Linked DNA regions of Homo sapiens: region 2 is linked to region 1. A link is a contact called in ENCODE Hi-C or POLR2A ChIA-PET data. All regions are on one chromosome and are shown on one strand. Each heading gives the region's core, a stretch centred on a gene start or an enhancer-like site at or near the end of the contact. The rest is flanking DNA. Distances are from core to core; before and after follow the strand shown. Region 1 holds the start of NT5C2 (5'-nucleotidase, cytosolic II). Region 2 holds the start of ITPRIP (inositol 1,4,5-trisphosphate receptor interacting protein).

Region 1 (7,441 bases), core at 4,046-6,545:
GTCCTTATGAATTTATAGAGCATAATTTTATGACAAACATAATGGTAGAAAAAGAATATGTAACACAAATACTAGCTGATCATATTAAAGATAAAATAGGGCGGACGCGGTGGCTCACGCCTGTAATCCCAATGCTTTGGGAGGCCGAGGCAGGTGGATCACGAGGTCAGGAGTTCGAGACCAGCCTGGCCAACATAGCGAAACCCCCATCTCCACTAAAAATACAAAAAAATTAGCCAGGCATGGTGGCGGGCGCCTGTAATCCCAGCTACTCGGGAGGCTGAGCCAGACGAATCACTTGAACCCAGGAGGTGGAAGTTGCAGTAAGCAGAGATCACGCCATTGCACTCCAGCCCAGGCGACAGTGCAAAAATCAAAAATGAATAAATAAATAAAAAATAAAGATAAACTAAGCAGAAAAAAATACGCACTGTCAATAAACCTAAATGTGAAAAAGCAAAACCATACAATTTACAGAAGAATATAGAGATGAACAGCCTTACGGATCAAAGGTAGGGAAGACTTTCTTGCATAAAAGACAAAAAATGCAAAACATTTTGGGATTCACTTTCCCCATCTGTCAAATGAAGGCATTGAACGTGGAAGACTCTCAAGTTCCCTTCCAGATGTAGAAACAGATTTATGGGTCCAGATTCTGTAGAGGTCACAGTGTTTTTTACAATTTTTTACGATCAGTTGCCCACATTTATAAATCAGAAAATTCTGTATAACATACGAATTTGGGCTGGGCGCAGTGGCTTATGCCTATAATCCCAGCACTTCGGGAGGCTGAGGTGGGCAGGTCACCTGAGGTCAGGAGTTTGAAACCAGCCTGGCCAACATGGTGAAACCCCATCTCTACCGAAAACACAAAAATTAGCCGGGCACAGTGTCACATGCCTGTATTCTCAGCATGCCTGTAGTACTCGGGAGGCAGAGGCAGGAGAATTGCTTGAACCCAGGAGGTAGAGGTTGCAGTGAGCTGAGATCGAGCCAGCCTGGGCAACAAAGTGAGACTCCGTCTCGGAAAAAAAAAAAGAGTGTGGGATGAAAGAGCCTGCTTGTACTATGTGCTTGGAAAGAGAAGACTGAAATCTGATGCCTGAAATTTAACGGCTTAAAAAAAAAAATCAGTAAGCTTGCTGAGTATTAGCATGTTTTCATTACAGATGCCCAGTGGGATATATATTTTTATAGGCTCATTAGTTTAATGGAGTTTCTTTAATGTTTTATTTTAGGTTCATCTTAAAATACTGTGAAATATTTCAAACACACAGAAAATAATATAATGATCATTTGATATGTCTACTACCCACCTTCTTTATCAAATTTTAACAATTAAAATTAAGGGCCGGGCGTGGTAGCTCACGCCTGTAATCGCAGCACTTTGGGAGGCCAAGGCGGACGGATCATGAGGTAAAGAGATTGAGACCATCCTGGCCAACATGGTGAAACCCCATCTCTACTAAAAATACAAAAATTAGCTGGGCGTGGTGGCACACGCCTTTAGTCCTAGCTACTCGGTAGGCTGAGGCAGGAGAATCGCTTGAACCCAGGAAGCGGAGGCTGCAGTGAGCCGAGATCGCACCACTGCACTACAGCCTGGCGACAGAGCGAGACTCCATCTCAAAAAAAAAAACGAAAAAAAAAACAAAGATTAAGACTGTCATAATTTTTTTAACTTTTTTCTTTTACTGTTTACTGAATTTTTTTTTTTTGAGATGCTCTGTCGCCCAAGCTGGAGTGCAGTGGCACGATATAGGCTCACTGCAACCTCTGCCTCCCAGGTTCAAGCGATTCTCGTGTCTCAGCCTCCTGAGTAGCTGGGACTACAGGTGGGCGCCATCACGCCCAGCTAATTTTTTATATTTTTAGTAGAGACGGGGTTTCACCATGTTGGCCAGGCTGGTCTCGAACTCCTGACCTCAGGTGATCCACCTGCCTCGACCTCCCAAAGTGCTGGGATTACAGGCGTGAGCCACCGCACCTGGCCGGTTTGCCGCATTAATTTTGTGGCTTTCTTTTTTTTTTTTTTTTTTTTTGAGACAGAGTTTCACTCTTGTCACCCAGGCTGGAGTGCGTGGCGCAATCTCAGCTCACTGCAACCTCCGCCTCCTGGGTTCAAGCGATTCTCCTGCCTCAGCCTCCCAAGTAGCTGGGATTACAGGCATGCGCTACCACGCCTGATTAATTTTTGTATTTTTAGTAGAGATGGGGTTTCACCATGTTGGCCAGGCTGGTCTCAAACTCCTGACCTCAGGTGGTCATTCACTCCGCTCTAATTGCAAAGAATCCATGTAGCATACTTGTAAACTGCTTACCAGAATTTCTCTTTCCAGTTTTATCTCAGACTACTGCTCTACCAAACCCTTTTAGTGAGAACAATCTATTAATCATACCCTCAATACATCCACTTCAGCATCTTCTCCCTACTCTGAAGTGTTACTGTTTTTCCTGATCCCACCAAGCTACATTAATATTCCTTCACTCTGAGCAAAAAAAACTAACATTTATAGAGAACTTAATGTGTGCCAGTATCACTTCAACTGAATTATTCTATTTAATCCACATAACTCTGTAAAATTTGTTCTATTTTTCCCTTCTCAAGGTGAGAGAAACTGAGTGAGCTTGTCTAAGGTTAACTGAGTTCCCCGAGGTTGCATGATGTTAAGTAGCAAGCCAGACTACAAAATCCGGGCCCTTAAATAAATGCAATGTCTCCTGGCTGAAAGTATGACTGCCTTTACTGCTCACGTCACTCAACATATGCCTTGTGATAGTTAGTATTTTGTGTTAAATGTCTAAAAACCTCAAAACATTACAACACTTATTCAACAAAAATTTACTAAGAGCCTGTGTGCCAGGCATTGTTGACTACCGGGGCACATTAGAGAGCATCTACTAATGAAGATTAGATGAATTCTCTAAATACATGGACATCCCAGAAATATTGGTAAGAGCAAAATCCCAAATAATATGTACACAGCAAGTGTACTAGATAAAAACCAGTCTATGTAAGTACTTTAAAAGAGCACAGTCATAACATGACAAAGTTGTGGGTTTTTGTTTTTGGGGATTTGTTGTTATTTACTATTTCACTGAATTAAGCTTTTGGTAAGAGAATTAAGCAACAGGGTCGGACGCAGTGGCTCAAGCCTGTAATCCCAGTACTTGGGAGGCCGAGGCGGGCAGATCACCTGAGGTCAGGAGTTCGAGACCAGCCTGACCAACTTGGAGAAACCCCGTCTCTACAAAATTAGCCAGGCGTGGTGGCGCATGCCTGTAATCCCAGCTACTCGGGAGGCCGAGGCAGGAGAACTGCTTGAACCCGGGAGGTGGAGGTTGCAATGAGCCAAGATCATGCCATTGCACTCCAGCCTGGCCAACAAGAGCAAAGCTCCGTCTCAAAAAAAAAAAAAAAAGAGAGAGAGAGGAAATACTTAAAAAAAAAAACCTGTGTTTTATGTACTCCTCTTTCCCCATAAAACAGGAGAAATAGCCTAGAGAAAGATTAATGAGCACCTCTGTGCCTAACATTCTATTGTAATCTGGCTTTCTTTAGGAAGATGTGATGTCTTCTGGTTAAGGGTGGCAGGTACTATAAGGGAATACTATCTATATAAATCTTCTTACAATTACAAACTTCTGAAAACTTGTAGCTGATGGTAAATTTTCATACAATGGCATCAAACCTTTGAACTGAAAGGAATCTTGCATAACATCTCCTTCAGAACCCCCCCCACTCCACCCCGCGCCCCTCCACCTTATTTTACAGATTTGTTGGTTACTAAATCCTAAAACCTTAATTCTGGGTCAATGAGAGTAATGCAGCTACCTATACTGTTGAAATGTAGTGGTTTACACTGCAATGGAAATGCACTTCAGAAATAAGTCTGTGTATGCTAGTATCAACCCTGCATGTGGAGTTTTTATTTTAATTACTAACCAGCTATGTTTTCTTGAACTTAACCTTTTTTGTTCTTTTTTTTTTTTCCACTCTCAGCTCACACCTATTTTTTTTCTCTTTTCGAACTTCACCCTTTCAGGCCTGGATGTCTTCATCTGGATAAATTCTAACCGTTGTTGAAAAGCCATGTGGTAAATATTTTTGAAACCTAAAGCCTTCTCTACGCAATAACACTAAGTTTTCATGGTAAATGACACAGTTTCAATATTCTCCCTTTCACATTATGGTCAGTAGTTTGCATTCGTTGCTTGAAGAGGCGAAATGAATAGTCTACAGACACTGGGAACCAAGTACAGCTCAATCCTGAAGAACTCATCGGCCCCTGGACGGGCGCGCACACACCCCCCTGTAATGGTGACTAGTCATTTCGGGGCGCTGTACTTCAGAGCACGACCCCCCTCAAACATCAAGGCCCTAAAGGTGAAAGCCCAGGAAAACGTCGATTCGGACAGCAGCCTCTACCTGCTGCTTTTAGAAGCTGTGGCCTGCCGGAGTCAAACCCCCAAAACGTTTTTCTTAAACTAAGGGTTCAGGCCTCAGATCGGCATCTCGCCCTCTCCGATTTCAGGAGCCCCGAAAAAAGGAGAAGAATAGGCCGCCACTGAACGGCTCAGCCCCCTGACCAGGAGCTGTCCGGATGTTTTTTGTGGCGGCTTGCAATTCGCTGTGACCTTTCCAGGAAGTGTTGCACACGGGCGTGTGGCAAACGAGCTGGCCGTTTCTCGCGGTCCTGCTAAAACGCTGTCAACCTGGCGCTCCACCAGAGGCCCCTTGGCTTCTCGGGAGGCGACCGAGGAGCTCTGGGGGCGGGGAGGCTTTTACAAGAAGCGAAAAGACGGCCTCAGGGGTGGCCGGGAACAGCCTGGAATCAGCTGGAGGACGTCAGCAGGACTGAGGAAAGGGCTACCACCAGCGTGAGGAAAGGGGGGAAGAGGGCGGAACGCGGCGAACGGCCGCGCTGGGAGGCTGAGGCGGGGTCCCAGCGAGCCGGCGGCTGGGAAACAATGGCGCGAGCGTGACGTGGGCCGGAGGCGTCGCGGCGGCGCGGAGGAAGGGGCTGCCGTGGGGCGGGGGCCGCACCGAGGGAGTTGGGAGGCGTGCGGCGTCCGCGAGCGCGCTGGCGGGGACTCGGCCTAAGGAGAGGGGCCTTGGGGCCATGGTCCCTGGGGGCCGGGGGCGGGGGCAGGCGGCGGCCGCTACCCTGGGGTCGCGTGTTCGGCCGCGCACCTCCCCACCTAGCTCCCCGTTCGCCCGCTCCTTCCCCGCCCGCCCACGGGGCCCGCCGCACTCACCGGCTCCAGCGCACCGCAACAATCCCAGCGCGCAACTGCCGCAGCCGCCTCAACGCGCGCCCTCCCCGCCCCCGCCGCCCGGCACCGCCCCGCGCCGCCCCTCTGCTCGCGCCCGGCCAGGGACCGGCGCGCTGTTCCGTCCCCCAGCTCCGCCGCAGAGTTCGGCGAAGCCGACGCTCCCTGACCGCGCTGCGTCTGTCTGTCCCGCGGGTCTGGAGATCTTCAAACGATGGAACACCGGCTTTGCCCTTCTGAGGGTCTCCATCCCTTGGCATTCTGCCTGCGCCCCTCAGCCTGGCCCTGGGCTAACCTCTCCACTGTGTCTCATTCAGAAGAAGCTTTTCCTTGGGAGGAGAGGGCATCCTTTTTCCCAGTCACAGAATGTTTTGGTCTAATGGACCTCAAGGCCCCTCATGCGTCCACACCCCCATGGCACCCTCGAATCCCCTTGATGGCTAAAAACACCAGCTTTGAAGTTTGTCAGAACGAGTTCCAGTCCCAGTACCACCACTTACAAACTGTAACCTCGGGCGAGGTACCTGACCTCCTATACCTGGTGCCCACATTTGTAGCACCAGGATAGGGAACAACAGTCCCCACATCAAAGGGTGTTGACGGGATGAAATCACACAATATAGGTGAGGCCCTCAGCAGGATCCTGGCACACAGTAAGCACTCAATAAATGTTCACCCCACCACCAGCAACTCAGCAGGAAGACTCCGCAAAAGCAGCTAGCTATTTCCAGAGGACTGAATTCCTTGGTCCGAGCAGCTCTCACCAGTGAGAAAATGTGTCTAAACTTCCACTCTCAGGGCCGAAATTCGATGCCTTGGAGCCACAGAGAACAAACGTCTAATCTCTCCTGGACCTTTGACTTTTCAGATACTTTACTTCTATCACCTCTGCCCAAGGTCTTCTCATTCCACATCAGTGTCTCCCGTTCCTTCCATTGTTCCTCCTCTGCCCTGGTTTTGAGGGTCTTTATCCCTCTCACGCAAATGGTAGATTTGACTGTGATTTCTTTAGAATACATCACCCAAGACTGAACCAAATGTTTGTGGTATCATCAGAGCAAAGCAGGACTATAGCTTCCTCCTTTTGGGACCTATCGCTTTGCACTCCTGCGATAAAGTTCTTGGCACCCATACTGTTGACTCATATTGGGCTTGCAGTCAACCAAAACCTCCGCGTCTTTTTAATAAGTGCTCCGCCAGAGCACTTCTACCCCTTCTTGTGCTTCTCAGCCAACTTCGCTTCAGGTCAGCTAAGGATAGACCTTGGGCCCCTCACCTTCTAAATTTCTCAGGATATATGGAAAAGAGGAATAGGGGTTGGAAGCTGGCATAACACAATCTTTAAACCAAGTGCATTTGAAAAAAGGCCAGGGTGGCGGGGCGTGGTAGCTCACACCTGTAATCCCATCACTTTGGGAAGCCAAGGCAGGTGGATCATTTGAGGTCAGGAGTTCAAGACCAGCCTGACCAACATGGCGAAACCCCATCTCTACTAAAAATACAAAAATTAGCTGGGCATGGTGGCACGCACCTGTAGTCCCAGCTACTCGGGAGGCTGAGGCAGGAGAATCGCTTGAACCCGGAAGGCGGAGGTTGCAGTGAGCCAAGATCACGCCACTGAACTCCAGCCTGGGCGACAGAGGGAGACTCCATCTCCAAAAAAAAAAAAAAAGAAGAAACGAAAAAAGGCCAGGGTTTGTGTCTAAACACTATGGTACTGAGAGAAAAACAAATATAGAGACACACACAAATGAATGTGATCACAACTGTGAAAAAAAACTGCACACGCAAAAGACTACAGGGAAATATGTAATTGATTATGTTGTTTTCTCTCAGTGATAAGATGGGGTGGTTTCTTCTTTGTACTTTTGTATTAATTTCTTACGGTGTTTGTATTACTTTTATAATCAAGAACTTTGTTTTAAAAAATAAATCAGAAAAAAGAATTTAAAAAATCAGAGAGATGGAATAACTTGAAAAAAACTGAAAACAAAGTTAAAAGATAACAGAATAAGGGGAAAACTATTCGCAATACACAAAAGACAAAGGATTTGTCTATAAAGGACTCTTAACAAATCAATAATAAAAAGAATGAGGCCGGGCGCGGTGGCTCACGCCTGTAATCCCAGCCCTTTGGGAGGCCGAGGCGGGCAGATCACGAGGTCAG
Region 2 (7,441 bases), core at 2,161-4,660, 1.1 Mb after region 1:
ACAGGTGACGTGATCCAGGTAAACACCACCCTCTGAGCAATCTGCTGGGCACCAGCTGGCCCCTCCCAGGAGGCATCTTGACTTCCTCACTGATGAGAAGCCTATTTTGTTTAAAGTGCCTATCGACAGTACATAGTGAAATGCTCGGTTCCAGCTAATTAAGCGCTCAGCTGTACGGTGTGGAAACTAAGAGATCATGTATATGGAACTGTGAAATGGAGTTTCAGGAAGGGTTCTTGGACGAACTTGAGAAGGGCATTTGTGGGTGAATGGGACTTCAACAAGGAAGCAAGAGACCACAGATGGGGATTAGGGGTTTGGAAGGTCAGGACAGTTGTCTCACCTCCTTCCACTCGCTCTCTGCCTAGGTCAGGACCCTGCGTGCAGCCACCGCCGTTTCCCTCTGAGCCACACCTGGGGGCACTTACTCATCACCCTCATGCCAGGCCCCAAACTGGATCTGCCACCTCACACCGCCCAGAGATTAAGGAAAGTCACTTGATTCTTGGGCCAGGCTCCCCATCAGCCATCAAGGCCCGGCTTGCCTCTTTTCTTTCCTCCTCTGCCTCCTGCCAGATGAATTTCCCCTCCTTCCTCCACCTGGACTGAGAATGGGTATTTCCTCCTTTGACAGAGAAAGAAAAAGGCAACTGTTCTTCCCCCTTTCCCACGAGGGTTCCCAATTAAACTAGCTTTTTAAGCTTAAGTTGCTTCTTGGTCTATGAATGCCCAGTGATTAAGACTCACCTTCCAGGCTCTGGAACACTTAACATCCCTGTGCCTCAGTTTCCTCATCTGTAAAATGGAGTTAACAATACCTAACTCATACGGCTACTGTGAGGATTAAATGAGTTAATACAGGCTAAGTACTTTTGGGGAAAAAAAAAAAAAGCCTGGCGAATGTTAAGCCCTCAATAGTGGTTGTTTATCAGGGCTGCTGTGTGAATGGTGGACCAGGCAGTGTACTGCTTAAGGCACCTGGCTGAGGGGTGAGGATAAATCCAGCTCACATGCCACTTATCCAGCTATATGGCTTGGCTATGTCCACTCAAGTAAGGCCAGTATTTCTAAGAGGCATCAAGCCCCATCCTCTTGCCAAGACAGAGCACCTTATTCTAATTCATGCGAAGGACTGAATAGGCTAGCAGCAGCCCTGGAGGTTATCATGAACAGTTCTCAGCATCCTCCTGGCTCTGTACCCCTCCCCAGCAAGACTGGATGAGAGAAGGGTCCAGGATGGCCTGGTGTCATCCATAATAAAGTCCTGCTTCTCAGCTCCCAGAACACTTGGAGCACCCACCCCTTCCAAGCAGATTCTCCATTAAAGCCCCACAGGCTGCCGTGCCACCTCAACCCTACTGGGGCAGACTCTCAACTCGAAACATGGAACCTGAGTCTTGGACTCTGAAAGCACCTTCTCCTGCCCAGTTATTTTTTTTTGGGGGGGGGGGGGCAGCGGGGCATTGGGGGGTAGGTTAAAGACAGGGTCTGAACTCTGTCACCCGGATGGAGTGCAGTGGCACGATCCTAGCTCCAACCAAGTGATCCCAACCAAGTGATCCCAGCTCTAAGCCTGGAACTCCTGGGTTCAAGCAATCCTCCCACCTCAGCCTCCCAAAGCTCTGGGAAGACAGGCAGCCACCCAGCCCAGACTCTTTCCTAACTGTTGATGGCTACCTGTCTCTGCTGATAGCTGTGAAAGGAAAATACAACCTTAGGACCCCAAGCTCAGGATGCCAAAGGGAAAAGTTAAGCTTGGGAACTCAGTCATGCAAAAAACAAAACCGAAAACAAAACTGCATTCCTTTTGTTGCCAAACAGATAGCTATAATTTCACATGCTTACTTTATCTTACGTAAAATGTAGATTTACTGAGCATGAGAAGAATGCACCCAGGGAGAGCAGAGAGTCAGTATAACTACTTCATGGTTACCCACAAGTGGAGAAAATCCGAAGGCAGAATGGCCCAGAGCAGCCGCAACATACAGGGAATTAGCAAACAATGAAAGCCACTTAGGCACGAGGGCTGGAGGGAGGACTCAAAAACACAGCCTATTCTGTTTTCGTAAGGAGGAAAGACAGTAATCCACTTTTCTGATACTCTATTTTCAGGGCTCACCTGGGCCTAAAACTGCACCAACCACAGATGAACTTTAGCTGGCAGTCAGATAGACTCGGTTTGTAAAAGGCAAGAGCACTGGGTCATATCCAAAAAAAGAACAAGAAAATAGACCGCGACCCCGATTTAGATCCAAAAGACCAGAGTCCAGATTGCGACCAATATCTGGTACTCTACTGTTTGTGAAATGAGACCAGTATCTGGTACTCTACTAGTTGTGAAAGGGTGCTTTTCTCATACCAGCAGAGGGGCAAAAGGCAAAATGAGGCCCCTGCCTGGTTCCGTAAAATATTTTACCTTCCTGGTCGGTGGCTTTTTTTTTCTTTTTCTTTTTCTTTTTTTAAGAGAAAGCGTTTTGGATGGGGAGTCCCGCCCCGGGAGTCTTCACCAGGCGGCCAGAATGGCAAAGTCACAGGGATGGGGTTGAGGGTGGGGTTAGGGGTGAAGGGGCAGAGAGTTATTTGCAGCCCAAGAGCAAGTCTGCACAGCGTGAGGTCTGGCCCACTAATAGTCCCGAAAGAGGAAGCGGCGGGGATTTTATCCGGCCTGAAGCAGCCCCATAACTTCACTACCATGAACCGAGAAAAAAAAACTTCACGCCTATTCCTCCCTTACAGGAAGGGAGGGAAGGGGAAGGGGAAAAGGGGGCAGCAAATGAGCAGGGCGAACCGGCTTTTCTTTCTTCGGTAGCGCTCTGCTCAGATGTGAGAAGTAACGGGTCACCTGGCCACTAGGAACAAAAATGTGGTCCCGCTCTGGGCTCCGAGGCTGCGCGCGCCTCGAGGAGGAGCTGCCCGCAGCCCTGGCTGGAGCGAGCGCCCGGGACGCATCCCCCGACGCGGCGGGAACAGGATGCGGGACCGCGAGGAGACAATACGCCCGCCTGGGCACGCGCGCTTTAAGGGAAGGGGGTCTCCAAAGTCAGCCCCCACCCGGGAGGAGCAGGCGCCCGCGCTCCCCACACCCTCCTGCGCCCCCTCTGTCGGCAGCCATCTCCGACACAGCTCCTCCGAGCTCGCGCTCTCCATCGCGCCCTTCTTCCTTCAGCACACTAGGCTGCCCTGGGACTTACGATTGGCTTGGGTCCCCGGTCCCGGTCCCCGCCGCGGGAGGACGGCTCCAGCACAGGCTTTGCGCGCAGGTCGAGGGCCGAGGCGCCGCTGCTTGCAGGCGGCTGCGGTGGAGCTTGCGGCCCGGCACTTAGAGGGGCGCGGGCGGCGATGCCCCCGCTGGCTCCCACCTTCTGGCCTGCAGCGGCCGGCTCTACTGAACTTCAGAGTTACTCATTTCCTGGATGTCACAAAAACTTTTTCCTCCTTATAAGAACAAAACACCCGCCTCTACCCGCGGCCCCGGAAGCTCCTTAAGGAGGACCGTGTGGGTTTCGGTGGTTGGGCCCAGGATCCGCCGGGAAGACCTTCCCAGTGAGCCCCCAGAAACTTCCCCGGCACGGCAGAACTGGAGAGTGACTGGGAGAGACGGAATCAGGCCAGTGGAGTAAACTGGAGCGAGTGGACAGGGGCGCGGGGAGGACGCCCTTAAAAGTCGTCCTAAGCCGCGGAGCGGAAGGGGTTAAGTCCTTACCAGTCGGGGAGAGTTTTCTGCGGCGCGTTTTACAAGTGGCGGAATTCCTGGGGCCACCTATTTAGTCTCTTGGAGGAAAATATAACTCTAGACAAAACGCCAGCCTTTTTCTCTTTTGCAGCTTGAAAGGATTAAAATAGCTTACTACCGTTTTTTTTTTTTTTTGAGAAGGAGTTTCGCTCTTGTTGCCCAGGCTGGAGTGCAATGGTGGCGCTATCTCGGCTCACCGCAACCTCCGCCTCCCGGGTTCGAGCGATTCTCCTGCCTCAGCCTCCCGAGTAGCTGGGATTACAGGCATGTGCCACCACGCCCGGCTAATTTTGTATTTTTAGTAGAGAAGGTGTTTCTCCATGTTGGTCAGGCTGGTCTCGAACTCCCTTCTCGGCCTTCCGAAGCGCCTGGGATTACAGGCGTGAGCCACCGCGCCCGACTTTTATGATAATCAAATGCATGGTTGCTTTTCTCCGGGATTAACCGGGCACAAAGGAGAACAGTGACCGGATACTGTACGGGACAGGCGCGGTAGTTTCTGGTTACTGTTGTGACGGTAGATCAAGTGTTACTACCCCTATGTTAGAAACGAGAGAACTGAGGCCTGGAGGAGCAGCAGCAGCGTTCTGGTCGAGCTTAATAGTTTATGAAATCCATAACTTCTATTGTCTTCCCTTTGACCTGCCCAAATCCTACCATCAGTACAAAAGGCAGAGCAGGGTTTGAATGAATTCTCCATTAAGCGGCTTTGGGGGCACCAAATGCCAGTGAAGGCACATTGGGGAAATTGGAACACAGTGTCCAAAATGATCACCATTGCTACTGCTATTTGGTCTTAGATCACCTTTTTTTCGTCTTTTCCTTTAACACTCGCCTGGAAGACTTTTTGGCTGAGTCTGAAAGATAAACAGGCAATGAGAAAATGTTCTAAAAATAGACTCCCTGGCCCTTGGCCCAGGGTACTTTTGTTTTCAAGTTTCTACTGCTGCTCAAATTCTTTCCTTACGTAAGAGGTTATGGCAGAATTTTGGGGGCCAGTATGTGTGTTGGAGGTGGTGGGGGCGATCTGGGGAAACGGTCTTGAAAGAGCTGTATTTCCAAAATGTCTAGAAGTTGGTCCGGTGGGTTACTCACACCCTCCGCAAAGCAGGTGGGGGAAATTTCTGTGAAGTAAGAGCGCTGGGCTGAGCTTTGTCATCCTTGGGCTAAGAGTTCAGCGTTGTGCTGGAATGCCAAGGTTAGTGCTTGAATGCCCTCTGGGATTGTCATCCCGTCTGCAAAGTTGTTTCAGCAATTTCTAACCAGCCATGTATATTTATATAAGGAATATTTATTATATTTGTTTTGCTTTTAACCTGATGATTTCACCTTCTGTGTTCTGATTGGTTCCTGTCTGTTCTAAGGTCCACCCTTCTACCTGGCTTGTAAGTCGTTCATGAACTGGCCTCTGCTTATCTCACCAGCCTCATATCTCACTCTGTGTCCCACACAAAACTCCTTGCAGTTCTTGGAACCTGTGCTTCCCAGAACGTGATATGCTCTTTGATATGCTGTTTGCATGATATGCTTTTTCTCTCCCCTTGGATATTCATATGTACTCTACTTTCTGCCTGCCACAGCCACCCCACCTCCTCCTCCAAACTGTCACCCCAGTGCACATGCATGTTATTTTGCCCGACTAATTGTATGCTCAGTCTTCCTGTCTCAGAACAGGCAGTTACTCCTTCAGGAAGTCTTCCTGGAACCCTCATGTCTGGATTGGACACCCCTCCTGTCGTTTCTACAGAACACTGTGCTAACTCGAGAAATGTTTTTTAAAAGATAGGAAAGTACAAAGATTCAAGTTATGGGAACTTGAGGAGTCAAGAAGTCAGGGAACTCCTGCTTCGAACAGTGAAAGGCTGAATAAAATATATCAACAACGGAAGGGAAGAAAGGGGGTCTCCAGGTGTGAGATAGGTCAAGGGAACTCAAAAGCATGACATGAATATAAGCCCAAATGACTAAGGACCAGGGGTGAGTACCCACTCAGGGATTGGGGTTAGTATCTATTCAGGCCTTGAGTTCTATAAAGACAGGGATCTGGACTTGAGATCTCTGCCTAAGGCTGGAACCCTGGAAAGGCTGCCCTTTAGTAAGAGGAGGATAGAAAAAAGCCCTCTCCCCATTGGCTCAGGGTCGCGGGAAGGAAACTTGTGGTTTATCCCGGCCCTGGATGAATTTTAAAATGTCTTCTATAGAAATGAAAACCCCTAGCCTGCCTATACTATGCATAGGTGTGAGCTCCCAATTTATACTACCCACGTGCTGAGGGAATCCTAATGTCAAGAAAAAACACAAAAAACCTGTTTCAAAGTGGTGAATCCCCTTGGCCCTGTCAGAAGCAAACGTAAAATTCGGTTGTTTATCCTGGTCCCTAGCAGAATAAACAACTCCCATTGAAGTTACAATAAGAAATTAAAATGTTTCATGATAAGAAATTAAAATATTCTTTATATTATTTTAATTTCTTAAAATTAAGAATTATTAATAATCATTAAGCTTATAATAAAAAATTAAAAACCAGACTAGGAAATGAACCACATGAGGGTGTGAACTGGTAAATGTAATAAACAGGAAAATTAGCCCCTTAAGTATCTGAGACAATAGAACAATTTGAAAAAGAGTATCAAATAGTTATGGTCAAAATACAGAGATAAAATGATAGGACATAGGACTATGAAAAAAGAACAGGTAAATTTGAAAAAGTACAGCTATAATATGTAGAAATAAAAAGTTTAGTCATTTACATATAAAAAACCTCAATGATTGAAATTCTTTTTTATTTAGGCAGTTGGTAATATATCAGTCAAAAATCTAATAAAAATAGCTCATTGAAAAGGGGAAAGAAAAGTAATATATTATTGTTTATAAATATATAAATTATTTCAGAAATTTAAAATAATATATTAACAAATAGAATTCCAGCAGCACACCAAAGAATATTACATCATTAATAGATCAAAAGAGAAAAATGGAAAGATCATCACCATATATGCTGAAAAGCCATCAGATAAAATTTGGCATCGACATATAAACAAACCCTCTGTAACATGGTAAAAACAAAGGGTAAAGTTCAGCCCCCAAACCAGTGTTATGCTTAATGGGGAAATACTAGAAATCTTCTAAAGTCAGTGCAAGATATGAATGTCCTCCTTCACCCCTATTCTTTTTAAAAATTATAAATTAGGAATATGTTTGGCTGCAAGTAACGGAATACCAGACTGTAATTTTTATAGTGTCTAAGACTATAAAAGGCTTAAACAAATAAGGATTTGTTTTTCTCACATCAGAAGCTTGTATATAGGTGGCTATTTTGGGTCAGTGCCTTGATAGTTTCAGGGCTGATCAAAGGATATGTGCATTTACTATTTTGGTATATATTACAAAATTGCCCTCCAAAGAGATCTCACCAATTTGAACTATTTCCCATAGTATGATGATTGCCTTTTTCTCTACATTGTTGCCAACATTGGCTATTTTCTATTATAACTTTAATTTAGTTTGCTTCTTTTATAGGTGAAAAAAACCCCTAATCTCAATGTTTTGATTTGCAGTTTTTAAATTATGAGTGAGGCTGAACAGAACATTGTTATTGGCCACCTTTATGTGTTTATGTGTGAAGACTCTGTTACAACATCCCCCAGTTTTCTATTGGCTTGTTTATGTGTATACATGTGTGTGTGAAAGTAGATGGAATGTTCTTCA

Evidence for each region. Hi-C counts contacts between places; a loop is a spot of excess contacts on that map. ChIA-PET counts read pairs that join two places held with the same protein, here RNA polymerase II (POLR2A). Pooled maps may share reads with other maps.
Region 2: a loop to region 1 is called in a pooled map, with 4 times the contacts of the local background. The contact joins the promoter of ITPRIP here to the promoter of NT5C2 in region 1. A Hi-C loop is called at or near these places in 6 of 50 pooled maps. POLR2A ChIA-PET finds 5 or more read pairs at or near these places in 2 of 52 experiments (PC-9 and activated CD8-positive, alpha-beta memory T cell).

The regions. Positions count from the first base shown.
Region 1 is chr10:103,187,977-103,195,417 of GRCh38, forward strand. NT5C2 (5'-nucleotidase, cytosolic II) reads right to left here and starts at 5,296. Exons shown (of 19, transcript NM_001351169.2): 1 at 5,260-5,296. RefSeq lists enhancers at 4,037-4,725, 4,726-5,412 and a silencer at 5,111-5,390.
Region 2 is chr10:104,335,055-104,342,495 of GRCh38, forward strand. It overlaps ITPRIP (inositol 1,4,5-trisphosphate receptor interacting protein), which reads right to left and starts at 3,411. Exons shown (of 2, transcript NM_001272013.2): 1 at 3,192-3,411. It also overlaps a transcript of CFAP58 not described here. RefSeq lists enhancers at 2,089-2,288, 5,037-5,331 and a cis regulatory region at 4,554-5,973.